Linked DNA regions of Homo sapiens: all the other regions are linked to region 1. A link is a loop called in an ENCODE intact Hi-C map of the cell type or tissue named here. Cell type or tissue: GM12878. All regions are shown on one strand.

Region 1 (4,000 bases):
CTTCAAGTCATAAGAAGCTTCCTCACAGGAGTTATAGCAGTTTATAAAGGAGAAAGTATTTTGACCTTTTTCGTGACTGGCCATTAGACACTAACATTATTCTAATGCAAGTGGAGCTGTTTATATTTGTCTATAGCTGATTGGTTTAATTTCACTGAATCATGCTGGCAAAGATGTAAACCTCATGCTTTGTGGTTCTTTTATAAGTAGAGATAGTGTTTCAGGGGAATCAGAATGACTTGAGTTTGGGTTACAGGGTTATAGGCAGTTGGCCTTGGGATCTATCTAAACTGTGACCTCCATTTTTATTTTCCTTTTAACACTAGTAAGTAATTCTTAATGAATCAAACTATTAGAAATTAACTGGTTGCTACTAGTCTTTGTTCAAGTTCACATAAAAGTACCAGGAGAAATCCTAGAAGCACCAATTTCAACAGCTAATACTACTGAGACTATAAAAATAAATATATTATGGACTCATAACATTAAGGCAACTACCAAGGCCACATCATAGAGCAGTCTCAAAGTTCAGCTGCTTAAAGGCTGTAATTTATGCAGCAATTTGATTTGTTCTAGTTATATATTATATCCTGCAACTCTAGCCAGTAGTTTACATTCTATCAGGCTGACATAAGATGTAAAAGACCTAAATGCCATTCTAGATAATTCATAGGGAGACAAAATTTAGTTTTCTGCCCATGCAAAAGTATTTTAAAAATTAAATTTCTAAATTCAAAAATGTTACTAAAATAAAATGAGTCCAAGGAAGCTCACCTGCCAGCAAAAATAGCAGCAACATTAAATCTGGGCTGAAAGCCAGAGTGATACTATACTAAGATGGGCCACCTATATAATCTTCAAATCAGACTTCACAATTTAAAAGCACTGTCAGAATTGCTCATTTTCTGATTTCTTTACCTAGTTCACATGTTACTGCCTTTTGAGAAGCAAATTACCATCAAACATGCAAAAACCAAATGTAGTTCCTCCAGAAAATAAAAATCCTATATATGATTTTAAAACATATGGTTATAGAATTTTTTCCCCAAAATATATCATTAGGGCACATATATAAAAATTACTGTTCCTCATATACCACATACAAGTCAAATAACTTTTCTATCCTATGAACATAAATTTCACTGCCTATAAATAAAAGAGCTACATTCCAACATCATGTTTTTCTATTAGACTCCTTTGCTCCCAACACAATTAAGAGCAAAAAAAAAAAAAAAAATCCAAATGGGATAAAAGAGAATCTTCATATCATTCTTCCCTTCTGAGATTTCAACTTAAGAATGTCTCAGTTTCCTGATACAGAAAAAACACTTCTAGGGACTTTAATACGGCTACATTGTTTTTACCAAAAAAGGTCCAAAATGGCACTTTAAGGTCATTTGCAAATATAATAATTCAGATGCAATGCACAAAAGAACATACCAACATTGTCAAAATGGCTATGCTTTCAGTAATGCTGTATATATGATCCCACTAATCCTTACTAAATTCTTAATAATCCCCAGCTAATATTCTGGGTTGTATTATAAAATAGATGTCCAATGCACTGGATACCATTAGAATTCTACTGCTTCACAAAAGCAGTCTGAATTAAACCTGGTCCTCTGCTGCCATCTAGCGAAGTCATAAGATCCCAAAATGAAATCAAAAGTGACAATTGTTCAGATCTATTCAATAAATCATTAAAATACATTAATTATTTCAGAAAATGCTGTTTGTAGTTTTTACTACAAAAACTGCTACAATAATAAATATACTGGAGGATTTTGCTCCAAAGAAAATGTATGCATATTTCCATAAATGTATTCTAGAGTATACAGACCATAGCAATAAACTCCTATAATAAGCTATCAGATGAATAATTACTCATTCAAAAAAGTTATTTAGAATAATATTATCATGGTATTCTTATAAAAGCAAAACTTTCAAAACAAGCTAAATTTACAACCACACAGAAATTTTCAAAGTATGATGCACTTATACAATGGAATGTTCCATACAATAGAATGATTCTTCCCAAGACACTACTGAAATAATAGCAGAGTTTTTTTTTTTTTAAGTATAAAGCTATATGGTCCTGAAAAATATGTCCTGAAAGTCCACAAAATTATTTGACACTCTTAACCTCAAGAGATGGAGCTTAATTCCCCTCCTTTAAGTTTGGGCTAGACTTATATGTTACAACAAATAGAATATGGCAGAAGTGGATTGTATGTCACCTCTTGGGCTAGATTAGATTAGATTATAAACAGACTACTACTTTTATCTTGGGTGTTCTCTTAGATCATTTGCTATAAGTAAAGCTGGCTGCCATATGGTGAGGACACTCAGGCAGCTGTGAGAACCCACTCGGAACCCCAGAGCTGGTATGAAGATTATTTTAACCAGAAGACATTTGAGAGTCAACAAATGCAGAAAGGTGGCTGTTCAGAGCTTTCCTTATCTGACTAAAAGCAGAAACTTCCGGGAATTAAGCTACCATAAATCCTTTCTTCTAGGTGGCTTCACTCCCAGAAAGAAGACTGAGAGTAAAACTATCATAAATCCCCTCTCCAGGAGTTTATGGCCACGAAGAAGATGGAAAAGACCATTCCCCCCCATAAAAACAAACATTTCTTACCTCCTATTTGTTCCTCTAAAAATCCACTTATCCTTCCTAAAGAATTCCATTTTTTTTCTTACACTGAAGCCTATTCTCCACCTTCCCTTTCCACCATTAAATTAGACATACAAACTTGAGACATTAAGTTAGGAATACAAACTTTAGGCATAGTCCCATTAAGTTAGGAATACTAACTTCAACCATCTTGTAAGCCACTTCTTTTATGTGCTTCCATACACATATAAACTTTGTTTTTTCTCTTGCTAATCTATGTTTTGTCAGTTTAATTTGTAGGCCCCTAACTATTGAACCTAAGTGGGTACAGGAAAGTTTTTCCTCCCCACTGGTAAGAAATGGAGGTCTCATGCCAACAGCCAGCTGAGGAACTGAGGCCTGCCATCAACCATACACATGAGCTTGGAAGTGGACCCTTGAAATGACAACAGCCCTGGCCAACAGCTTGACTGCAATCTGATAGACGACATTGAACCATAATCACCCAGCTTAATAGGTACAAAAAAAAAGAATAAATGAATAAGACCTACTATTTGATAGCACAATAGGGTGACTATAGTCAACAATAACTTAACTGTACTTTCCAAAATAACTTAGAGTATCATTGGATTGCTTGTAACAAGGGATAAATGCTTGAGGCTATGGATTTAAGAAAAACAAAAAAGACTCACCCAACCACACTGCTCCCAAGAAACGATGAGACAGTAAATATTTGAATTTTAAACTGTTATATTTTGGGGTAATTTTAGGGTAATTTATTAGAAATGGCTATAACAATGAAGATAATGAAGGGAAGGAGAAAAGAGCATCAGCAGATGCACTATTTCAATAAATTTCTGGTTGACAAGAAATAGACGGAGAAGTACTGAAAAGTGCTGAGAAGCATGCACAGAGGTAGCAGGATTCACAGATGGAGGTGCCTATTTTACAAAACCCCAAAGAAGATCCAGACCCAGAAACATCAAGTGCACAGGATGACTACAGTGACATATGGACTGAAAAGGAGGGATTGGTTATTTTTAGCTATGTACAACAATTAAATTCTCACAACTCATACACACAACACACAGGTTATTCCTCAAGCAAAAGAAAAGAAAAATCAGAGAGCTCTTCTCTAAAGAAACTGAAACAGGGTGGGAGGGTGAACAGAAAAAAAAAAGAAAGAAAGTAAAAGAAACTGAACCAAATGGGTAGTGAGGGAAGAGCACCTAAGCACAACTGCTTATCATAAAGCAAAGGTCAGAAATTGACAAACCCAGCCCACATTCATGGAGCTTCCAAGCAGCTTCTCTGCCTCGTTTCAAATGCACAGCCAACCAAGGATCACCACACATTTGAAGAAACTAGAAACATAAAGAAGAAAGA
Region 2 (4,000 bases), 380 kb before region 1:
TAGCAGTGACCGATTTGAAATGGAAACAGAAACAATAATTCCATCCTCATTAGTAATGAAAGCATGGAAGGGCTGGCCACCTCTCCTCCAGGAGGCTTACTGCACATTCAAGTAAAGTACTCAGGACTATGACACTGATCTGATAGCTTCCCAACCTTCCATCAGGCTCTCAGGACTAGTCCCAGCCTACTGTATATCAGTCCCCTTCAGAAACCCAAGGCTTCCCATTAGCAGTTATATGGATCTCTCAGCCCCCACACTATACTGAACAAGCCTAATCCCATCCAACACCCCTCCCTCCCCAATGTTTTCCCTGAGCTCTGTAAAACTCTTAGTCTGTGATCAGAAACCTAATTTCTGAATGGTTGTCCACCAAGCATGCCTCCCCTGCAGCCCTCTGACAAAGAGGCTATTTTTCACCCCACTTCATGTTCCTCAGGGCCAGGAAGGAGGCAAGCCTATTTCTTATTCACCATTGCCTTTTCCCACTCTGAGGCCACCACTACATAGCTTCTCTTTCTTCAAACCTCTTACTCCTTCCCCCCAAACTCTCATCTGAAGACCGCATCTTATACGTAATTGAGGGAATAAGAGTCATCACTAAAAAGTCCCCCTTCACAGTCTAAATAAAGAAACCAGTGGTTCTCAACCAAGGGAAATTGTTCTCCCCAGGGGACATCCAGCAATGTCTAGAGACATTTTTGATTGTCACAACTGGAGGAGGTGGCTACTACTGGGATATCTTAGCCAGGCATGCTGCTAAATATCCTACAACAGACAGCCCCCAACTACAAAGGACTATCTAGCCCAGAATGTCAATAGTGCCAAGGCTGAGAAGCCCTGGTATAGACGAAACTGCCCAGGCACCCCTTTTATCTCTTACTCCAATGAAGAAGTGTCCCTGCTCCCCTAAAAGCTGGTTATCTCTCATTCTCAAGGACCTTCCTCCTGATATCACCCCCTGCTTCTCTCTCTCTCCCTCTCTCTATATATATATGTATCTTCAGTTCTCCCTCTCTATTATGTATATTCAATTATTCAACAAAAATTACTATATGCCAAACACTCTTCTAAGTGCTGAGGACACAAAACAGATGAAAATTCTTGCCCCTGTGAAACTTATATTTTAAGAGAGGAAATGATCAACATTATAAGTAAGTAAACTATACAGTATTAGTGGGGAGTTAAAAAGAAAAAAACAGGAAAGAGGAACAGAAAGTATGTGGCAGAACAGGGGGTTAAATTTTAAATAGGTGGCTGGGGAAGGACATCCTGATATGCTGAAATTTGAGCTAAATCCAGAAGAAAATAAGGAAAATATTTACCCAAATATCTGGGGAAAGAGCATCCTAAGCAGTGGGAAAAATAAGTGCAAAGAGAGAGAGAGAGCCTGGCTTGGGGTTTGTCTGGTGGGTACAAGGAACAAAGAGAGGCTATGGCAGTTAAAGCAGATTGACCAAGGGGAGAGCTGTAGAAGATGAAGTCAGAGAGGTAGTGAGGGTGAAATGGGGTATAATTTTGGCTTGTACTCATCTAAGTGAGATAGAGAAACTTCAGAGGATTTGAACAAAGGATTTCATCATTTGACTTTCACTTCAACACAAGGGTCAACAAACTACAACCAGCAGGACACCGCTTGCTTTTTTTTGAGACGGAGTTTTGCTCTGTTGCCCAGGCTGGAGTGCAGTGGTGTGGTCTCAGCTCACTGTAACCTCTGCCTCCTGGGTTTAAGTTATTCTCCTGCCTCAGCCTGCTGAATAGCTGGGATTACAGGCACGTGCCACCACACTCAGCTAATTTTTGTATTTTTAGTAGAGAAGGAGTTTCACCATGTTGGCCAGGCTGCTCTCAACTTCTGACCTCAAGTAATCCACCTGCCTTGGCCTCCCAAAATGCTGGAATTACAGGCATGAGCCACCACGCCCAGCCCACCACTTGCTTTTATAAGTAAGGTTTTCTTGAAACACAGCCTCATTCATTTCTTTTGTCTCTGGTGGCTTTCAAGCTATAATGGTAGAAGTGAATAGGTGGGACAGAGACGACATGGTCCATAAAACCTGACATACTTACTATTTGGCCCTTTACAGAAAGAGTGGAGAAGAACTCTTTAATAAAGCCAGGAAGCTCAGAAACCATACATGAAAAGATATATTTGACAGCAAAAAAATTCAAATTCATTTAGGAAAAGTTATAAACAAAGTACAGAAACAAATAAGAGATTGGAAAAATATTCATTACAAATAAAACTTTAATATTGCTAATATATTCTCCCTCAGTATCTGTGGGGGATTAGTTCCAGGTTCCCAAGGATTGCTGAAGTCCCTTCTATAAAATAGCATAGTATTTGCATATAACCTACATACATCCTCTTGTATACTTTAAATCATCTGTTGATTACTTCTAATACCTAATATAATGTAAATGCTGTGTAAATAGTTGTTATACTCTATTGTTTTTTATTTAGATTTTTTTTATTCTTGTCTTGTCATTTTTTTCTTTTTTAGTTTTTGGAATACTTTCTAATCATGGTTGGTTGCATCTGCAGATGTGGAACCCGAGGATACAGAACACTGACTGTACACAAAAAAAGTCCCTACAAATTGATAGAAAACAACCCAAAAATCCAGGAGGAAAAAACAGGCAGGGGATATGAACAAGCAACTCACAGAAGAGAAAATGCAAATAGCCGATAAACATATTAAAAGATGCTCAGCATCACTGGTGGTCAGATAAATACAAAGTAAAACCACAAGAAGACACCATTTACCACTTCAAAATGTAAGAGAGCAATAACAGTTAGTGCTGACTGGGATGCAGGGGAACAGGCACTTCCTTCCACTAAGGGTGGGAATGTGATTATGTCAGAATTTTGAAAAAGTAATCTGACAGTATCTATTAATATTAAAATACATATATTTCTAGAACAAGCAATTCCACTTTGGGAAATATACCCTACAAAAATAAAAGTACGAGTTCATATGTATATACCAGGATATTTTTGCAACATTATTTGTCCTGGTAAACAATTCCCAGGGAAAAAAAAAGGAATATCTAATAATAAGCATAGCTCATATATAATATTATGTAGCTATTTAAAAGACTTTATCTGAGACAAAAGGAAAAACTCTGTAACATACAAAGAGGTCTCAGGAATCAATCTTGAAAAGAATGAATACTCCAAACTTTCTAATGGGCATAGGATACTAACACATAGTTCACAGAAAAAAATTAAATCCCCTTGAAGACTGGAAAACATACTCAATCTCCCTTATAATAAGAAAAATGCAAAGTTAAAACTACCCTGAGATACCAGTTTTCACCTATCATATTGGCAAGGAAGAGAAAGTTTAATGACTCGCCACGATGGCAAGAGTGTGGGGATTTGGGTCCCACCTTACTGGTGAACTATAAATGGCACAACCTCTCTGGAGAACAATTGGACTATAAGTGTCAAAACTGAAATCAGCAATGGACCTAGCAAGTCCCTTTCTAGAAATGTATCCCACAGATAAATATACATGTATGCAAAGTGATATAATTACAAGGTTATTCATTCCAACATTGTTTGTAAATGCCAGAGTAGGAAAAAAAACAGCTGAATTTCCACTGGAAGTACATTAAATATATTTTGTATTTCCATATAATGGAAAGCTAGGCAGTCATTTAAAAGAACGAAACCAAATAATAATAATAATAATAATAACAAAGAATGAGGCAGTTTTACAAACTGATAAGGAACACTTTCCAAGATATATTATTAAGTGAAAAAAGCAAGAGAAAACAATGTGAGAAGAATTCTACCCAGAATAGAACAGGTTTTCAGGCATAGAACAGCACTGCAGGGCTTCAAAAGAGAACTGATAACAGTGATTGCTCTGAGAAGGGGAAATGAGTGGCTTTGGGACAGGAATACTAGGAGCACAATTTTCACCAAATAATATTTATTCCTTTTTATATTTTTTATCGTGTGCATGTATTATCTTTACAAAAATAAATAAAA
Region 3 (4,000 bases), 1.5 Mb before region 1:
ACTTTTTCTGTAAAGGACAAATAGGAAGTATTTTAGGGTTTGTGGGCCACACAGTCTTTGTCAAAACTACTCAATTCTGCCATTATAGAGCAAAGGCAGCCTGAGATGATACATACAGGAAGGAGCATGACTGTGTTCCAATAAAACTTTATTATAGATTTTGAAATTTGGATTTCATGTAACTTTCACATTTCATAAAATATTATTGTTCTTTCAATTTTGTTTAACTATTTAATAATTTTAAAAAATCATCCTTAGCTTGCAAGCCATACAGAAACAGGCAGGGGCTGGTTTATGGAATGTTACTCTATTTGGAGATATCACTGATATCCATGTTTATGATTGGCACATTTAAGTGATCAGAAAGGAAATATTTTTCAAGTGGAACAAACTGTTTCATCTCTTCTCACCAATGACCACTGACCCTACAATGTCTTCTACTTTTGGTGTGTGCCATATCAGAAGAAATTGCTGGAGCATGTAAGAATCTTTATATTTTAAGGCTAGCTGAGCTGAGGGTTCAGTAGAGGGCAAAGACCAAACTGATACCCAAGGCAAGCTCCAGAAAAGAAATTTCTAGGTAAAGCATTGTTGCCTGATAAAGAAATAGTTTATTTTTTAAAATAAAAATAAAAACATCAATCAAGCACTTAATATACATCAGTGAATAGCCTTTGAGCTCCTACAAGCATGGGTCTGGGTCTCCGCAAGGTAGTCAGGCTCTTGGCACCAGTAGGCAGACAGGTTTGGAGGCAGCACCAGCAGAAGTGATCCCGAAGGCACTGTCCTCCACTTTGTCTCCACATGCAGTCTTCCCAGTGATCTCCCAGTCACTAGCACCCCAAAAGGCAGTATCTTGAAACAAAAATGCGTGTACCACCTTTCTCATCCACACTCACAGGCCCATGTGCACATGCATATGGCATTGTCAGGATGAGCGCCTAGTGAGAGCCCCTTCATCTTATTGGCTTCTTTTGAACTCTTAGACATCTGGGTGCAGTGATTCCTTTCATCTCTCGATACCCTGACCAAAGGAGTTGGTTTGCGGACAGCTATTACTTGTACCTATTATTGTACATGTAAATATGTTATATGGACTAGTTAGACATTATGGTGTCCATTTGAGGTATGTCTTAATCTGTTTCAGCTGCTATAACAAAGTAACATAAACTGAGTAGCTTATAAAGAACAGAAATGTATTTCTTACAGTTCTGGAGAAGTTTAAGATCGAGGCACCGATTTGGTGTCTGATGAGGGCCCACTTTCTGATTCATAGATGGCTTCTTCTTGCTGTGTCTTCACATGGTAGAAGGGGCAAGACAGCTCTGGGGCCTCTTTTATTTATTTATTTGGAGATGGAGTCTCACTCTGTCACCCAGGCTGGAGTGCAGTGGCATGATCTCGGCTCACTGCAACCTCTACCCCCTGGGTTCAAGGGATTCTCCTGCCTCAGCCTCCCAAGTAGCTGGGACTACAGGCACCCACCACCACGTCCAGCTAATTTTTGTATTTTTTAGTAGAGACAGGGTTTCACCATGTTGGCCAGGCTGGTCTTGAACTCCTGACCTCAAGTGATCCCCCTGCCTCAGCCTCCCAAAGTGCTGGGATTACAAGTGTGAGCCACTGTGCCCAGCCTGGGGTCTCTTTTATAAGGGTACCAATCCCATTCATGAAGGCTCAGCCGTCCTGACCTAATCATCTCCCAAAGACCCTACTTCCTAAAACCATCACCTTGGGGATTAGGTTTCAACATGTGCATTTTGGGAAGACGCAAACATTCAGACCATAGCAAGGAGCAAGGCTTAGGAGCAGGTCTCATTCCTGGAGCTAGTAGCTGAAGGGGAAGGCATCTACCCAAGAGAGTGGTCATCTACAATGTCCATCATATGTACAAGTTCCAGGCCTTGATAAAGGAAATAGAAATTCTCACACCACTGGAAACTTCCACCTCCTCCTGCACCCGGCTCTCTAGGGGCTTGACTTTGAAGAGAAAGGTGCCAGGTGATTGCTCTTCTGTCACAAACATAAGAATGGAGCCACTGCAGGAAGGAGGGTCAAAAAATTTATTTTGTTCAAGCCTTGGAGAGCGAGCCACATCTTGTAACCAGATTGTGGTGCTCTATGTTATGTACTTGTCCTATTACCCTGGACGTTAGTAAATGTTCCAGCCTTGCCTCAGGGTTGCTGTGGGTTTGGGAGCATTGCCCCCATGAGGTCAGTTCTGTGATGGCAGCAGTAACTCATGAGATCCCCAAGGGAAAGAGACATCAATAGTTGAGAATATGCAATCCTTCTGTGAACCTTCGCCCTCCTGTACCAATCCTACAAAATTAGGAGTCATTGTTCTATGAGAGAAGGCCATCTTCCTCATGGTGTATTCACTGCAATTTCTAAATCCCCTTGTAAATAAGCTGTTTGTTTGTTTGTTTGTTTGTGACGGACTTTTGTTCTTGTTGCCCAGGCTGGAGTGCAATGGCGCGATCTCAGCTCACCGCAACCTCCACCTCCCGGCTTCAGGTGATTCTCCTGCCTCAGCCTCCTGAGTAGCTGGGATTACAGGCATGCACCACCACGCCTGGCTAATTTTGTATTTTTAGTAAAGACTGGGTTTCTCCATGTTGGTCAGGCTGGTCTCGAACTCCTGACCTCAGGTGATCTGCCCACCTCGGCCTCCCAAAGTGCTGGGATTACAGGCGTGAGCCACCGTGCCCGGCTGTAAATAAGTATTCTTACACAGTAGGTGCAAGATGATAGCATATAGGTTAGACATAGGCTAGAATCTGTGGGACCTTAGGCAAGTTACTTCACCTCTCTGTGTTTAGCGTTCTCATCTATAAGATATATATAATAGTACTTCTCTGAAAAGGCTTCTTGTAAGAATTAAATAATATATAAAAATGCTTAGCACAGTGCCAGGCTTATAGTACATGGTTAACACAAGTTCCCTATTATTGCTATAGTACCTTGCCAAACTTCTTTTTTATCAGCCTGATTAATGGGGGGGAAACTACCTTCTTCCTCGGGTCTTCTGATTTCCTGGAAAATTAGTAAACTGTAGTAAAACTATGGACATCAGTCCCTAAGATCATAGCACTAGGCTAGGCAATGTGGGAACTTCAAAAGAATTTTAGAACATAGTTCTCGTCCACCAAGTGCTTACAAGTAAGTTGGAAATGCAGATACGTGGGTTTAAATCTTGACACTACTGTTTAATAACCTTAAGGACCTTGAGCAAGTTTTTTTTTAAATCTCTCTAGGCCTCAGTTTCTTCTTTTTAAAAATGGGGATTATAACAGTAATCACCTCATTGAGTTAATATGATAATTAAATAAGTGAATAGAAGGAAAATGGTCCAACAGTGTTGACATATGGTAAATGCTAACTATTGCTATCTATCACCATGAAGCAGTGTATGTATGAGGAAGTGCCCACAGGAGTGTGCCTCCGGGATGAAGCAAAGCAACAGAGATCCAAGCAGGAGAGGCTGCAACAGGCTGGAGATATGCAGAGTCTTCATGGGGGAGGTAAGACTTAGCTGAGTTTGCAGGCTAGGTAAGCTTGAGACAGGCAAAGACACGTTCAGGAAGAAATAGCATTACCAAAAATACTAAGAAGGAAATTGGCAGGGGCATTTGTTACTACAAACTGCCTTACTAATTCCAGCATACCAGGATTCTCTTTGAGACTTGCAATGCGTAACAGGTAAGTGCTTAATGAATATTTTCCAACTTGTAAAGGACACAGGGAAGTGTGGATTATTCCTTCCCACCCCCAAAATTATTTTACGTCAGTTTCTTGAATTCTGCAAAATTCTCATCTAAATTATTGCAGCTAAGTTTATGCAGTTGTATAGTTGGGGGTGGGCAGTGGGAGAATTTGTAGCTGTAATATCCTGTTTTGACAGTAGGTGGCTCCCTTACATATATGTAAGAAAAGTGGCACTGTGGTCTGTATAGGAAATCACTTAAGTCACTTGAGTAATTGTCACATACTGTATGTC
Region 4 (4,000 bases), 1.0 Mb before region 1:
CTCCTCCTTCTTCCTCCTCCTCCTCCTTCTTCCTCCTCCTCCCTCCTCCTCCTCCTCCTTCTTCCTCCTCCTCCCTCCTCCTCCTCCTCCTCCTTCTTCCTCCTCCTCCTCTTCCTCTTCTTTTGAGACAGGGTCTCTCTCTGTCACCCAGGCTAGAGTGCAGTGACGCTATCACAGCTCACTGCAGCCTCAAACTCCAGGGCTCAGGTGATCTTCCCACTTTGGCCTCCCAAAGTGCTGAGATTACAGGCCTGATTCACTGCACCTGGCCTTGAAGACTTCTAAGTATAAATCAATAGCCCTAACCTCTCCCCTAATCTCCAGATTTCTAACAAGAAGAGATCTTGTTTGTGCAGATGTCTCCTGACATCTTCTCCTGAATAGACATAGCAAACTGAGCCATGAGCAACACAAACAGAAATTATTCTCACTGCCACCCCCTCCCAACATGCCTTCCTCACAGCCTTTCTAATTCCGGTAAGTGGTATTGCATCCACTTAGTAGCTCAGTCAAAAGTCACACTCCATGCCCACCTCTAATCTGTTACCATTTATACTTCTAAAATAAATTGGAAATTCATTCCTTTATTTATTTATTTTTGAGACAGAGTTTCACTCCCATCACCCAGGCTGGAGTGCAGTGGCGAGATCTTGGCTCCCTGCAACCTCCACCTCCTGGGCTTGAGCAATCCTCCTGCCTCAGCCTCCTGAGTATCTGGGACTACAGGGGCCCACCACCATGCCTGGATAATTTTTTTGTGTTTTGTCGAGATGGGGTTTCTCTCTGTTGCCCAGGCTGGTCTTGAACTCCTGGGCTCAAGTGATCCACCTGCTTCAGCCTCCCAAAGTGCTGAGACTACAAGCTTGAGCTGCCGCACCTGGCCCCATTCCCTTTTTACAATACTACTGTTATCACCCTTGTCCATGCAACTATATTTTATTGCCTGTAAGACTACAGTCATTTCCAAAGAAGTTTCCCTGTTTCTACTGTTGTGCTTGTTATGGTACTTCCTCCACACAGCATCCAGAATAATTTTCAAAAATGTAAATCAGATTGCATCACTCCCTTTCTTAATAACCTTTTGCACTGCCCCATGTCCGCGTCCCTGAGCCCATAAAACCCTCTTCTTTGCATTCTTTAGTGCATTATTTCCGCTGTAGTACTGACCTCCTGAAAAGCTCAAGCCTCTTTTATGCTATATGGTTTCTTTCCCACAGATAAAGTAAGAATAAAAATATTTATGGATCTGAAAATTCCTTAAAGTATTTGTTACTGTGCAGGAGGTAGAAAACTTCCTAGGTAACCTCTTCTTCTTTTTTTTTTTTTTGAAACAAAGGCTGGAACTTCAGGGACCAGTGATGTTGTCAGTTTTCTACTATCTGATGAAGGATACTGAAGAGAGTGAAAAAAATAGTATAGACTTGGGGAGAAAGGAATGGATTTGTGGGAGAATAAAATGGGAAAGTAAAACAGAGTGGGGAAGGGGGAGCTAAAAAGAAAAGCACCCAGGATAAATCTTTTCCTTGCTTTATAATTCATATCATAGTAAAATTTTATAAATTTAGTTTCTGTAGAAAAAGGAATAATAAAATGATATTAATTAGGATCATATTCATAATTATACTGTTTCTCTCTGAATTTATATAATCTTTCTGCAAAGAGCTAAAAATGGCTTAAAAAGCTCTAATGATATTATATTATTTAGCAATGTGTCTGTAATAGACATTAATGATACAGTATTAAACCAATCCATAGAGCTTTCTAAAGGTACGGTAGGCTAATATAACACCAGAAACCTAATTGCTGCTCTCAGAATTTAGAATTGAAATTAGCTTAATGATATAAAATTTTTTAATAGGAAAAGCTATCCACAAATAGTTGCTATCATGTAGTTTTTCAGTGTAAAGAAAATTTAAAAAATCAATAAAAACAAAATGATTACTCAGACCTTGTTACATAGATATCGCTGTTAGACGTCCTCCTTTTCTAAGATAACCTATTGTGTGGTTTTCAGAGCCTTTTATAAGTCAGCCACTAGAGAGCAAACTTCTTCTTTTTATCAGGCCGTAGTTTTATTTTTTTTAAAAAATACACACCACGTATATATTGGGAATCTCACAATGACACATTATCTCAGACTGTAAAATCTGATAATATAGCTTCTAGATGCCTGGGGCAGTGGGTGTAGGGGATGAAGTGGGAAATTTTAAGGCCGTTTATATTAAAAACACAAGAAAGAACAAGATAAGATGTTGTAATGTTGAACTACCTTCCTGGAGTGAAAATGAAACCTTCTGCTAATGGAGCATAAAGTCTTACGTTTCATGCCATGTAATAAAATATGATAGGCATTGTTTGGTCTGACAGGTATCTTGGGCCTTTTTCCAGACTAGGGTCTCCAGGGAGCTCAAAGACATGTTACTGTTTCCAGGTGAAATGTAGATAAATTACATTGTCAGCTACCTTTGCTGCCTCCAGTTCCAGAGGCTCCAGTCACACAAAAGAAAGCTGCCAGTTCCAGAACACTCTCATCTATTGGACTAACCCCCAACTATTGACATCCTTTCCAAAGGTCAGGATGGCACCCAAAACATCAATATACAGGCAGATCAATCTGCTAAAGGGTGCCAGGGAACAGAAGGATTTACTGCACATAGAAATTCCAATTTTTCAGGCCCCAGAGTGTCTCAGCCTCCTTTTTGGCCAAGAATGGGAGATACTCAGCTAGGTAAACCACTTTCTCTTCTGGTGGCCTGTTGGCAATTGGCCCCGTTCTCATGACCCTAGAGTCTCATGGCTCACCAAAGTCGTCAGAATCAAGTTTCATCTCTGTTATTTGGGCTTTGGGCTATTTGAAGGTTTATAGTTTAAAATTTGAACTTTTTAGATATTTCAAAAAAACAGTATTGGATTGGTGCAAAAGTAATTGCAGATTTTGCCATTACTTTATACCAACCTAATATTAAGAGCTGTAGGAAGATTATAAAAGATATCCAAGAAGGGAGATTTCAAAACCTTCCAAGGGAACACTTTCCAGGGTTTATTGGCTATTCCGGTTAGATTATTTTTCTTTTCTTTTCTTTTTTTTTTTGTTGAGACAGAGTCTCGTTCTGTCACCTAGGCTGGAGTGCAGTGGCATGATCTTGGCTCACTGCACCCTCTGCCTCCCAGGTTCAAGTGATTCTCCTGCCTCAGACTCCTGAGTAGCTGGGATTACAAGTGCCCACCACCACACCTGGCTACTTTTTGTATTTTTAGTAGAGACGGGGTTTCTCCATCTTGGTCAGGCTGGTCTCAAACTCCTGATCTCAGGTGATCCTCCCACCTTGGCCTCCCAAAGTGCTGGGATTACAGGCATGAGCCACCATGCCCCGCCAGGTTATTTTTCTTATGTTGAATTGGCTCGTGTGAAATTGTCAATATTTGAACAATTTGGCTTATAAAAATGGCCATTTTACAGAGTTCAACCTAATACTTTATGCTACAGGGCCTTCTGTGAAGAGGTCTTTTACAGGCATTGTTCACCACTTCATAATCAATCAACAATCATTGCCTGCCCACTAAGCACTCAGCACAATGTCAATGCAACTCAACAAAGATATATTATTGACTCTCTGCAAGGTGCTTTGGTGAGTACTGCAGCAAACATTAGGGTCAGCTAGATGAGGTCCTGTCTTTACAGAGCTTATGTTCCAATGAGAGAAAGTAAAATTAATCACTTGGACAGTGTTATGTTTTCTACAGTTAAAATGTTGTGGGAGTATGAAAGAGGATGAGATTCAATCCTGACTGGGGGACTCCAGGAAGGTTCATTGCTGGGATGGCACTTGGATGGAAGGGCTGACACTTAACACGGAAGAGGTGCTAATTTAGTTGGGACTTGAAGGAGGCATAAGATTATTCTTACAATTTCCCATCAAATATCTGTAGCTGTGGTTGTTGTTATCAGTAGACGGTAAAATTTCTGAGGGCAGTGGTCTCTCTGTAGTCACACGGTGCC
Region 5 (4,000 bases), 700 kb before region 1:
GCGCGGGGAGGGACCTGAGCGCAGCGCCCGTAGCCCCAAACTTTGCTTGGGGCGGGGGACCCGCCGCGGCGCCAGCCCTGGGGCCAGAGGGGACAAGCCTCTTCGGCCCGCGTCACCTACTTCTCCTCTTCCTCCTCCTCCTCCGCCGCCGCGCTCCCGGAGGCCCCCGCTGCCATGACCTCGCTGTGCTCCCGGATACCCTCACACCCTGACCAGGCCAAGAAGGGGCTGGTGCATGCGCCGCCCACGACCTCGGGGCCATTAATCACACGCTCCCGGGCAGCGCGCATCGCCAACACCTTCCGCGGGGGTCACGTCTGGGGCAGCGGGCTGAGCCGGAAGGGGAAGGGGAGCGGGAGCCCAGAGGCCGAGGCGCGCCGGGCCCGGGGGTGCGGTCTCGCGCCCCCTCCCTCCGCGCAAGGCCGCTCCCGTGGCAGGCGGCAGCGAGCTGGGCCCGGGGCCGGGCTGAGCTTTGGGACCGCGCTGCGCAGCCCCCGAGCCGTTCGCTACCTGGCTGCGGTCGCGCGGCCACCTGTCCTCCGCCCTCGGGGCGCCGCCCAGCTTCGCGCCAGGCGCCTTCTCCAGCGCCCGCCGCCCTTTCCCGGCGAGACCACTCGGGCGCGCCCCGCCCGCCGGTCCCCGATGCAAACAGTTGGGCTCCGTAGGCGGCTGGCTCCGCGCCTCCCGGCCCGGCGCGCCCCCTCCCCGGCCACCCGGGGCCCCGCTCCTCGCACCTTTTCGCTGGAGGAGGACGCCCCACTCCAGGGCCGGACTGGGGGCTCTGGGACTCGGGGGCGGCAGCGGCGGGCGCCTGGGGAGCCGCGGTGTGCTCAGCAGCCGCGGCAGGAATTAGGGGACATGCTCGTTAATTGTTTCCACTATCAGCCGCCGTCTGCCTCCTGTGTGCACGGATCAAACCTTAATTGGTCTTTACATTTATCATGGTGAATTGCGAACCTCCAAACAAGCCTGGGCCGCCGCTTCTGCCGAGGAGGCGCTCCCCTCCCCTCCGCCCCCGGGGCCCTGCAGGGTGTGCGGCGGCGGTCGTGGTTATTTAGACATCTTTATCTCTCGTGAGTTGGATCGGGAGAGGATCGCACGGTTTCCACCTGACGGAGCCACGTCACGTCGGCCACAAGGGCCCCGTGCTGGGCGCTGGGTTCGGTTCCCGGCCGTCCTCTTGTGGCCGCCTTGGCGTTCATTTTATGACACCTTGCCGGTGTTCCCAGACATCATCCCGCACCGCTCCGTTTTACCGACCTCCAGGTCTTCCCGCCCCTGATCAGACCCCAACAGCAACCGTACTATATCTGGACCCTATATTTGAACTACGTGGTGAGAATCTGTGAAAGCGAGCCTCTCAGGGAAAGAAGGAAGATTGTTGAGTTCAAGGTCCTGGAGGAGGGAAGGCTGTAAAACCGTTTTGGAAACGTCAGGCCAAATCGTACAAAGGCTTCCCGCAGAGCACTAGTGCAGTTTTTGAAAATCCCCCTAGACTGCTTTAGACTAGAAGTATTTCCGTCAAGCAAATGACCATTTGACTCCATTGAGAGAGAGAGTCCACCGCTGAAATGATTAAGTCCTACTAGGTGGGTGGTTAGAAAAGGTTATCAATAAAGTTCTGATGGACCCATCGATAGATGGAAGAATGACTGGGAGATAGATAGTAGATGTGGGATTAGTGCTGAGCCTTAACCCTGCTGCTTGGGGAAGGCTCTACTCACAGGCATTTTTAGCCCACCTCCATGGCAGAGACAGCTCCAGCGCAAGATTCAAAGGGAGGAGGCTTCAACATCTGTTGCTTTTTTCTTTTAGGGGTCGTGGTTGTTAGATTTTCCCTTCACCTCACACCCCTGGCAGTAGGAAATATTTGCAAAAATTTTCTCTCCTTATGACCTCGCAGACTCTGATTTCCCAAGAGGCCAGATGACAATAACTTCAAAGTCTCTCCTCCACCTGGCAGCTCAGTTTCAAATGACTGCTAGTAATTAAAAGAAAGGATCAAGGCAGCGCTTCCTCTGACTGTGATAAGGACATCTTCAGTCACAAGAAACCTGGGGGAGCTGGACTCCTAGAATGCTTTCAGGCCACAGGATTTCACTTGGGTGCTACCACCCTCCCCTGTAGCTGGAGGGCGTGAGCTGTTGGAGTGGCAGAGCTGTTCAACATCACTCAGCTAAACAACACTGACACACCCTGGTGGTGCTCCTTCTATAAGGAGCACTTTCCCACATGTTGATCTATACCTTCGTGGTGGTCAGCATCAACCTGTGAAAGGTATTCCATGGAAATCTTGTATCTCAACTCAGCCACACCAGCTTTTGCTTTTTCATAAAGAGGAACAATCTGATTATTGTGTCTCTAAGTCATCCCAAATATCTTCTGATTGACGTTGGGTTTCTTCACTGAATTCTATGAAATTCCAAGCAGAAACCTAAGATCGTTGATGGGCCAGTGTGACCTGTGGCCAGAGCCAATCACTCGGAATCTCATCTAGTAGTGACTCCAGCCGAGATAACTGTTTAGTTTGTTATTCTGTTGTTCAGGGTTGGGGGAAACCTGGAGCCTGACAGCTGAATTGTACTGACTTTCCATTTAGAGCTCAAGGATAATAATCAGTAATGGAGTCAAAATTTGACTTATGACCTGGCATTTTATCACCACAAGTGAATGCTGTGTCAAAAACAAGAGAGTTATGTTCCTTGGCAAATACTGTTCTTGTGGGCCTTCATGTGCATCTTTAAATTTTCGTCAAGGTATTAGACTGACAGACAGGAGAGCTGCTGTACTTTTTCCTTGGATTGGGGCAACTGGAAGAGGGGCAGAGATCAGACAGCAGATGGTGCGAGGGAAAGATGCTCTTCGGTACCTTGGAGTTCACATTTTGCAAGGATCACCTTTATGTGGGAGGAAATGATTTAGTTTCCACATGTGGTTGGCCATCCACTGTACTCCTGAGACAGTCAGCAAGAATGACAAATGCAAGCTGTCAGCCTCCCTATTAGGAACATTATGTTGAGAGCATTCATAAATTTAACATGAAGTGCTGAATGGCTCTTGGTCACCACAAACCCAGGTTGAATTTGAATCCATGACCTTCTGAGGAAATGCCCCGGCAGCCCCTGAACAGGCTTCAGTAGTCCCTTCAGTGCTAGGCTGCCTGGTTTTTCAGATCCTTATCCTTTTAAAATTAGAACAGGGCTATGATGAGCCAATTTACTGCCGTTCTGTGTAATTTAGGTTATTCACTCAGTGAAATGTAGAGGATGAGAGCACAGTTAAGGCTGCATATTTCAACTTCAAAGAAAGATCTCAATTTATGCCTGCCAAAGTGTTAAGAGTTCTACTGGCCATAGAGCATCAAGGAAACATGTCTGCTTTGGTGAGATAGCTGTGGATCCAAAAGGAGCTCTACTTCAAGATGTTTTTGGTTTTATTTTATTTTTTTTAACTTGCCATGGTTTGTCGTGCTTCTCTCCCACTCCCCAAATGGGTGGTCTGTTGGGGATGATGAGTCATGATTTCCTGGTTTGGAAAGCGACATCACTCTCTTTTAGAGTTTTGGGGGTTCGGTCCAAGTTTGGTCCTCACGTTTTCTTTGGTATTTTCAGTGTGATGCTCACACTACAGGGCTGGAACGCTCACTGATTAAGGACATTTTAGGAATGATATTATGACTACACGATTTCATTCTAATTCGGAGCATTGCTTTAGAGTTTCGACAGCTGTTATTGGCTCTCCCTTGAAGCATTTTGTTTTTCAGTGGCTCTGCATTACTAGATGGGAATCTGCTTCTTCACTCCCAGTCTAAAGGGTAAGTGTCAGTAAGCCTGCAGACTGGGCTGGGGCTCTGCCATCCACAGCGTAAGGTCTGAAATGCCTGCTCGTGAGTTGCTCCACCAGCGATGCGAGCAACTGAAAGAAACTCCTGCACCACTTCTGCGTGCTTCTCAAGAACTACAAGTTGGTGTTGGAAAAGAGATTCTTTTTCACTCAACTG
Region 6 (4,000 bases), 630 kb before region 1:
CTTTCTACAACTGTAACAATGTCCTCTTAAAGACAATTTATTTTACAAATGTGGACTAGTCATTAACTATTAAAAATAGTTATTATTATTAGTCTCACAAGAATGTCACCCTCTGACGGGACCAATAATAATATAAGACATAACAGCAGGAAGAGGGGCTTTTTTGGGTAATGTTTTGATAGTTTAGAAGAAGCCATAATAAGAAGGCAAGATTCTTCTTCTATCAGTGTACAAGAGCTGCACAATTACTCCGTGAACATTTGTCTCTTCAATGCACTATGTCAATCCTGATGTTTTATTGTCCCATGAGGCATATTATTGGGTCTCAAGCGTGGAAAAAAGCTAGGAGAATATTAAGCCCTGAATATGAAGGATGGATACTCACCATGTGCTCAGCAGCCTGGAAATCATTATTTAATATTAAGTTATTAGATGATTACTGAGCCAAAAGGACATAATATCCATTATGTAAATGTTCAGTCACGGACACTGTGCCCCAACACTTATTAACTCCAAGCTGAATATTGAATGGCATGCATCCAAAACTAAACATGTTCAAACAGACAAGTACTTTGTCTTTAAAAAGCAGGACCATTCGGTCAGTAGTACATTATGTCTTACAAATAAGAGAGCACTTTTTCTTGAACAATGTTAAACACTCTAGCCAGTAAAAGTGAGAGCTGGGGATGAAGCAGATAGTGTGCTGGGAAAGGGAGAGCATTTCACGGCTACCTGTGAAGTTCACATTTTGTCCTGCCTCTATTTGAACAAACATTCTCAAGGTGCAGCACAATTCCACGTGCAGAGGGCTGGTGGCTATACTCTGCAAGTCATTCAAAGATTTAGAAAAGAAATTCTCCTCTTTATAATGTTATGTATAACAGTAAGTGACTTTCGTATAATTCACTGGTTTATCTGTTCATCTTAGCATTTTCAAAAATGAATTCATGACTCTGTAATGCAGCTTTTGTGGGTCTTTGAGTTTTATAAAGTTGGCCTGACAACCTTTTATATATAGTAGCCCACAGAGAGTAAAGAGATTTTTTTTATTTTATCAGTCTTCCTGTGGCTCTGAGGGAGTTCCCCTGTCACATAAAAATTGCCTTTGTTTCTTCAAATGCTGTACAACCCCTAAATGACCAGTGTTGGGAAGACTTTTTGCTCCCATTTCGTACACCCAATGTTTGTCTTCCTTTTCAAGTCCTGGTACATTGTTTAGCATGGGAAAGACGCCCATTAAAGGATTGTTGAATTAACACATGATAAAATAAATCGTTGTATAATATCAATCAGAGTATGTGTTCTGGGCAAGTCTTGAAGCTTAGATCGTGAAACTTAAATAATTTGGTCAGTGTAATCATTTCCAGAGCAATTGAAACCATTTAATCCTTCTGATCTTGGCTTTTTGTGGGAGTGGGGGCAGAGTACATGAGTAAAGTACCAGAGGGAGCTGTTTTTATAATTGTGTTCTTTTACTCTTATGAGGAAACCACTACATAAATGTGAATCTCATAGGGGCAACATATGTTTCTAGAAAATATGCAACAACATGTGAGCTAGCAGGAGAGAGAAGCCATGAGAACTTTCATTTCTCATGGAAGGAGTTGATTAGCAGGCACAGCTAGCTGCTCAACTTTGACTTGTTTCTCACGTTTTCTGGGGAAGAGACTCCTGTCTCTGAGATATAGTCCTAGATCCCTGCTGCCTTGTCCCTTGAAGAAAACTGACTTCTTGTAGTCTGTGGTCAAACTCCTGTGGCATTTTGTCCTGCCTTCTGATGAAGGCTGTCTCTTGAGGCTTTCAGCTGGATCCCCTAGGACTGGCTGCCTCCTACTGGTTTTGCTGAGAACATTCCACTCATCAGCCTCTGCCCAGAAGATTAGTCCTTTACCTGCTGGCCAGCTCTGATCTTTCTAGATAGTAAATTGGCCAGGATAGGAGATACTGACCATTTCAGGAAGAAGTTACATTGTCACTATCTACCTAATTTGGGAAGTAAACTTCACTTGCCATAAACAAATCAGTACTCTTGTCTACTATGCTACATCACCTGGCCACAGTCACTGGATCTTGGCATCTGCTGCTGGGCCTGCCATCTCTCAGTTGGTGGCAGATACTTAGGGGGTCACAGTGAAAAGAATGCTCGCCTCTTCAGGCCCATTTGTATCCTGTCAATCACTCAGAAGAGCAGGGGTGTTGGATTATGTGTTAGGTCTCTCCTTCAAATCTTGCAGGAGACCATAATGACACCACCACTTTCTGGAGACCAGCCTTCCAAAAGCAGTCAGGAGAGAGAAGAATGTAAATGAAAAGTTCCTGGATGCTTAGAGATAAATGACCAATTCAAGAACCAAAGGCCTAAATATTACAAAAACACTGCATAGTAAAAGGAGGAATTTCCTGACCAGTGGCCAATGTCTCTAAAAGGTAGATCTTTAGATGTGAGCCCAGAAGTAAGTAGTATAGATAGGAGAGAAGCAGGGTGAAAATGAAAATAAATCAATGGAAATGAGCACTAAAGGCTGTAGCAACATCAGTCGGAAATAGCGATAGAGACAGTGGGCAGGGCCCTTCTGAACATTGGTAGAAAGAAAGCTAATGCAGGGAGAAGGGGAGTTAGGTGCAACTTGGACGTCTTTGAGGATAGGGCTAGAACCATCTGTTAACTACAGATGGTCCCTGGCTTTTTTCAGCTTTATGATGGGTTTATCAGGGTACTAAATGCATTTTTCACTTTCAATATTTTCCACTTACAATGGGTTTATTTGGATGTAACCCCATCATAAGTTAAGGAGCAGCTGTACAGAGAAAAAGTTGAAAACATATCTCTACCTCACAACATAGAGAAAAATAAATTCCAAATGAACCAAGGACTTTCATGTGAACGACAAAACTTTAAAAATTTTGGAAAAAATACAGGATAAAATGTTTATGAAATTTTGAAATTTCAGTGTATGAAAAGATTTCTTCACCAAGTTACAAAAAATATGCAACCCTAATAGGAAAAGATTCATAAGTTTGACTCCATTAAAATTAAGAACTTCTTTTCCTAGAAAGACACCAAACAGGGGAGTGAAGAGATAAGCACCAACTGGAAGAAAGTATTTGCAGCACATATAAATAAAGATGTTATTCAAAATATTTAATAACAAGTGTAGTGTAGGCATCACTAATTAAAATAGATGCCAATGGTCAGACTCACTGGCTCACACCTGTCATCCCAGCACTTTGGGAGGCCAAGGTGGGCGGATCACTTGAGGTCAGCAGTTCGAGACCATCCTGGCCAACATGAAACCCCATCTCTACTAAAAATATGGAAATTAGCCAGGTGTGGTGACATATGCCTGTACTACTACTCGGGGGAGGCTGAGGCTACTTGGGGGAGGCTGAGGCAGGAGAATGGGTTGAACCTAGATAGCAGAGGTTGCAGTGAGCCGAGATTGTGCTACTTCACTCCAGCCTGGGTGATAGAGTGAGACTGTCTCAAAAAAAAAGGATGCCAACAATAAACCACTATCACATCACAACACTACCAATACATTGCAGCTCAACATCGCTGTGTATAACAAAAGACAAGAATATAGAATATATAAAGAATGCCCATATATATATGCACATACATATATATGAGATAAACAGATAGTAGAGTGGGCAAAAAAAAGGTATTTCACAGAAAAGGGAACATGAAGTACTATACTAATATATAAAAAGACTTGGCTCTGTGGCTCATGCCTGTCATCCTAGCATTTTGGCAGGTCAAGGTGGGTGGATTGCTTGAGCCCAGGAGTTCGAGACCAGCCTGGGCAAGATGACAAAAAACTGTCTTGGCAAAAATTATAAAAATTAGCTGGTCATGATGGTGCACACCTAAGCACCAGCTACTCCAGAGGCTGAAGGATGATCACCTGAGCCTGGGAGGTTGAAGCTGCAGTGAGCCAAGATTGTGCCACTGCACTCCAGCCTGGGCAACATAGTGAGACCCTGTCTCAGGAAAAAAATA
Region 7 (4,000 bases), 940 kb before region 1:
AATCCGGTTGGGTGCAGTGGCCTGTAATCCCAGCACTTTGGAAGGCTGAGGCGGGTGGCTCATCTGAGGTCAGGAGTTCGAGACCAGCCTGGTGAACATGGTGAAACCCCGTCTCTACTAAAAATACAAAAATTAGCTGGGCATGGTGGTGCAAGCCTGTAATTCCAGCTACTTGGGAGGCTGAGGCATGAGAACCCCTTGAACCCAGGAGGCGGAGGTTGCAGTGAGCTGAGATCGCACCACTGCACTCCAGCCTGGGAAATAGAGCAAGACTCTGTCCCAAAAAATAATAAAAATAATATAAAAAACAAAACAAAACAGACTCCGAGATACAGAGGAAATGGGCTTGCCCTTAGGAGAAACCAGAGGGCCAAGCACAATGCCAAGAAAAAAGTCAAAATCTTTATTTCCTGTTCAGATCCTTAAATACAGCGCTTATGAGGTCTCTGCCTGAGGGCCCATGGTTTTCAACTTTGCTCAGACCTGCATTTAAGCAGAAGCTCAGGCAAAAGGACGATGGGGAGGGATTGTCTTCCTCAGTATTCTTCTGGCCTTTGAGGAAGAAATGAAAAGAATTCTGTAATCATTCATTGACATGGCTTCCGTGTAAAAATTTTTGAGCCTCAGGCTGAAGAAAACAGAGCAGGGGAAGATATTTAGGAGGGAAACTATTTTACACAAAGGTAACGTGTGTGAGAAATAAAGACTTTTTTTTTTTTGAGACAGAGTCTCGCTCTGTCACCAGGCTGGAGTGCAGTGGCACGATCTGGGCTCACTGCAACCTCTGACTTCCTGGTTCAAGCGATTCTCCTGCCTCAGCCTCCCAAGTAGCTGGGATTATAGGCATGTGCCACCACGCCCAGCTAATTTTTGTATTTTTAGTAGAGACAGGGTTTCACCACGTTGGCCAGGATTGTCTCGATCTCCTGACCTCGTGATCCGCCCGCCTCAGCCTCCCAAAGTGCTGGGATTACAGACATGAACCACCACACCCAGCTGAAATAAAGACCTCTTAAAGCAGAAGGCAAAGGTACATGTCTCTGGAAATTCAGAAGTGTTATTTAGTGATCTAGATGAAGAATATATGGGAGGAGACATGAGAGCCTCTGTACAGAATCATTCATGTAAATGTTTGCCCAGAAACCCAACTGACTGAGGCCATAATTCACCCTTGGGAAACCACCAGAGAAGCTCATTGGATCATAGCTATGAGCGAAGAGCTGTTGCTAGCGAATCAATACTGCTATCTCTATAAGCACCCACCTTATATCTCTGTGACTGCATCTAATTTTTAATAAGCTTGTAATCAATGATTTTTATTATTTTGTATAAATTTCCAAAAGGCTAGTTCAAGTAAAAAAAAGAAATCCTGAACATTTTCAGCTGGAGAGTTTTTAGGAATAATTACATGTACATTAAGCAATATTTTTCTGGTGAAGGTGTATATTTTTCTCTCCTTCCTTCCTTCTCTTCCTGCCTCCCTCCTCTCTTTATTTTATTCCAGAGAGACTGCCATAGGTTTACCAAATACCCGAATAACCCTTTCTTGTTTTATCTGACCCATTCATCTTGTACACGTATTTATTATGATATGAGCACAGAGACTTTTGTTTTCTGTTTTAAACATTTGTTTTTGGATGTTCGGCAGATTGCATGCCTAAAGAATGCTTTGACTAAGAATTCCTAAACACAGATTATGGCTTTGGGCAGAGACCTCTTTCCCCAGTGCCTCAGGTTCCTAGTCTCCACTGCTGACGTGCAGTCAGAATGAACTAATTCACACCCCAGTCTAGGCATCTGGGTCACTTCGTGCACATGCTGTGAAAAGGCCGCTCCTTCCCTTTCTTCAGCCACTACTCGGCACTACTCAGGCACTTCGGAAGCAGTGACTCAGGAGACCAGCAGGTGGCACATGGGAACCAGACTACACACTCCTGTGGCCCAGGACAAAGAGATGGGAGAGGAAGGATTTCGTGCAAGGCCAGCTGGCTGATTTCCTCAGTGTTGGCGGATTGAATGCTGCCCATGAGGACTACAGAAATCTTCATGGACTGCAGGACCTCAATGATTAAAGACAGGGAGGCAGGGAGGAGGGCAAGATCAGGGTGACACTAAAGGATGGGGACATTACAGTCAGTCTTTCAACCTCTGCTAATCCTCTCCCTTAACCCCTTACCTCACAGGGGGGTTGTAAGCTGAAGGACATATCATAGGTAAAGCAACAAGCCTGGTTGGGGAGCTTAACACTGGTAGCTGTTAAAATAGTTATTATCTGGTTGGGTTGAACACAATCCAGTGGTGTTATTTAGGCATTTTTGACTAATCTAGAGGTTGTATGCAGGTGTTTCTGATTCATTCATCTGTTCATTTGTGTTTCCAACCAGTGACTATATATGGAGTAGGTTCTCTTCCCTTTGCATGGCTTAAGTACACGAAGGTGCACAAGGCCCAGTCTTCAGGAAAACAAACAACCCACTGTAGTGAAGTCAGTAGGAGGATGAGAGATAGGTTATATGGAAAAACCAACAATTTAACTTGATAATCAACACTCTAGGCAGAATAGTTAGGTTTTGGGATGATGGTTTTGATGGTGGGGAAGCTAAGACAGGAAGATGAAGGAAAAAAGGACCATTTGCAACCATATATAAGGAAAGGGCATTTATAAATCAGAATAATTTCTAATTGTTAAAATAATCACTATGCTCACACATTCTATTTAACCTTCCTCTTTTAGCTGGATATACTGTGGGGCTTTTATAGAAAGCAATACTTTGAGGGTAATTTAGCCACTTTGAAAAAAGAATATATATAATATATGAAGGGTTATTTTTACAGAGAACAATGCTCAGTTACTCCCTGTTTCCAGAGTAGAAGAGGAAAAGAGCTTTACCTAGAGCAAGAAAATAGAAAAGGCTTTTTAGCACTGAGAAGTGTTCATTCCTGGTGAGTTACCCCCAGAAAATGTTGGCATTGTTTTAGATCTGGACTAGTTTAGATATGGCTCTCTTAGGGAAAAGGAATACACAAGAGTGCTTTTTTTTTTTTTTTTTTTTGACAAAGTCTCACTCTGTCGCCCAGGCTGGACTGCAATGGTGCAATCTCGGCTCACTGCAACCTCCGCCTCCTGGGTTCAAGCGATTCTCCTGTCTCCACCTCCTGAGCAGTTGGGATTACAGGGGTGCACCACCACACCCAGCTAATTTTTTGCATTTTTAGTAGAGACAGGGTTTCACCATGTTGGCCAGGCTGGTCTCGAACTCCTGACTTCAGGTGATCCACCCACCTTGGCCTCCCAAAGTGCTGGGATTACAGGTGTGAGCCACTGCGCCCGGCCCACAAGAGTGATTTTTAAAGGCCCTGTACATACTTAGGATGAACAGAATCTGTATCTTTTCTAGAGAAAAGAAAGACAAAGAATGGCTTAATCACTGACTGTCAAATAAATGAAGGCCTATCAACTGGAGAGAAACTGTTAGATAAAAGAGAGAGAGAACTAAAACAAAAGATCTACCCTAGAAGGAAGCACCATTTTGATTCTAAAGATTGTGGGAGTCTCTTGGGGTAAGTAATAAGAAACTATGGAATGTTAGTTTGGGGAAAATAGGTTCTCTTCCTCTTGTGTAAATGGGCAAATTTTTGGTCACAATTTCAATATGTGCTTATTGGCTGAGTTGGGTGGGATGTTGACAAGATCACCTCTAAGATCTTCATGTTCTGGAAACTTCCCAGTGGTGGGGTAGACCTCATTTCCAAGTTGGCAAAGATGGTGAACATCTAAATGAAGCCTTTGCAATGAACTAGGTTCTTACAGTCTCATCACAGACTAAAACCCAAATTTCCACAAATCATTTAGGAATAATGCATCCAGCTACAGGTGAAGTTCTAAGTGGAAATGGACCATCCCTGCCTTTGGTCTTTGCCAGACTAAAGCTAAAGTGGTAGAAAATACCTGAGACTTTTTATAATGCAGAGTATGGATTTTACTCAGAGTGCAGAGGAC

Evidence for each region. A loop is a pair of places that touch in the nucleus more often than their neighbours do. Peaks named below come from ENCODE experiments on the same cell type or tissue, not always from the same donor. Only the 100,000 strongest peaks of a DNase experiment are listed, where the experiment ranks them.
Region 2: it touches region 1 in a loop (12-fold over the local background); 9 of 110 quality-filtered maps call a loop at or near these places.
Region 3: it touches region 1 in a loop (5-fold over the local background); 35 of 110 quality-filtered maps call a loop at or near these places.
Region 4: it touches region 1 in a loop (7-fold over the local background); 23 of 110 quality-filtered maps call a loop at or near these places.
Region 5: it touches region 1 in a loop (4-fold over the local background); 5 of 110 quality-filtered maps call a loop at or near these places.
Region 6: a loop joins it to region 1, with 7 times the contacts of the local background. A loop is called at or near these places in 4 of 110 quality-filtered maps.
Region 7: it touches region 1 in a loop (11-fold over the local background); 79 of 110 quality-filtered maps call a loop at or near these places.

The regions. Positions count from the first base shown.
Region 1 is chr6:88,869,292-88,873,291 of GRCh38, forward strand. The region is part of intron 8 of RNGTT (RNA guanylyltransferase and 5'-phosphatase); the gene reads right to left. Among named protein-coding and RNA genes, the nearest start is that of RNGTT, 92 kb to the right of the region's middle. In GM12878, a CTCF peak has its summit at 1,625; a DNase peak (open chromatin) is centred at 1,600; H3K27ac peaks cover 534 bases.
Region 2 is chr6:88,493,288-88,497,287 of GRCh38, forward strand. No RefSeq gene overlaps it. Among named protein-coding and RNA genes, the nearest start is that of CNR1, 330 kb to the left of the region's middle. In GM12878, no CTCF peak of the experiment used is centred here; DNase peaks (open chromatin) are centred at 11, 654, 1,264, 1,544 and 1 weaker place; H3K4me3 peaks cover 787 bases; H3K27ac peaks cover 2,543 bases.
Region 3 is chr6:87,389,319-87,393,318 of GRCh38, forward strand. No RefSeq gene overlaps it. Among named protein-coding and RNA genes, the nearest start is that of LINC01590, 5.8 kb to the right of the region's middle. In GM12878, CTCF peaks have their summits at 2,212 and 3,909 (motif pointing right); a DNase peak (open chromatin) is centred at 3,943.
Region 4 is chr6:87,830,099-87,834,098 of GRCh38, forward strand. All of the region lies in intron 2 of LOC101928911 (a long non-coding RNA gene), which reads left to right. Among named protein-coding and RNA genes, the nearest start is that of AKIRIN2, 130 kb to the left of the region's middle. In GM12878, a CTCF peak has its summit at 2,034; a DNase peak (open chromatin) is centred at 2,163; H3K4me3 peaks cover 500 bases; H3K27ac peaks cover 893 bases.
Region 5 is chr6:88,166,456-88,170,455 of GRCh38, forward strand. It overlaps a transcript of CNR1 not described here. Among named protein-coding and RNA genes, the nearest start is that of CNR1, 2.1 kb to the left of the region's middle. RefSeq lists silencers at 1-248, 309-748, 819-1,018. In GM12878, a CTCF peak has its summit at 2,132; no DNase peak of the experiment used is centred here; H3K4me3 peaks cover 1,160 bases.
Region 6 is chr6:88,236,453-88,240,452 of GRCh38, forward strand. No RefSeq gene overlaps it. Among named protein-coding and RNA genes, the nearest start is that of CNR1, 72 kb to the left of the region's middle. In GM12878, a CTCF peak has its summit at 1,838 (motif pointing left); a DNase peak (open chromatin) is centred at 1,829.
Region 7 is chr6:87,928,083-87,932,082 of GRCh38, forward strand. LOC105377882 (a long non-coding RNA gene) reads left to right here and starts at 3,359. Exons shown (of 3, transcript XR_001744246.1): 1 at 3,359-3,561. In GM12878, a CTCF peak has its summit at 1,907 (motif pointing right); a DNase peak (open chromatin) is centred at 1,899; H3K27ac peaks cover 752 bases.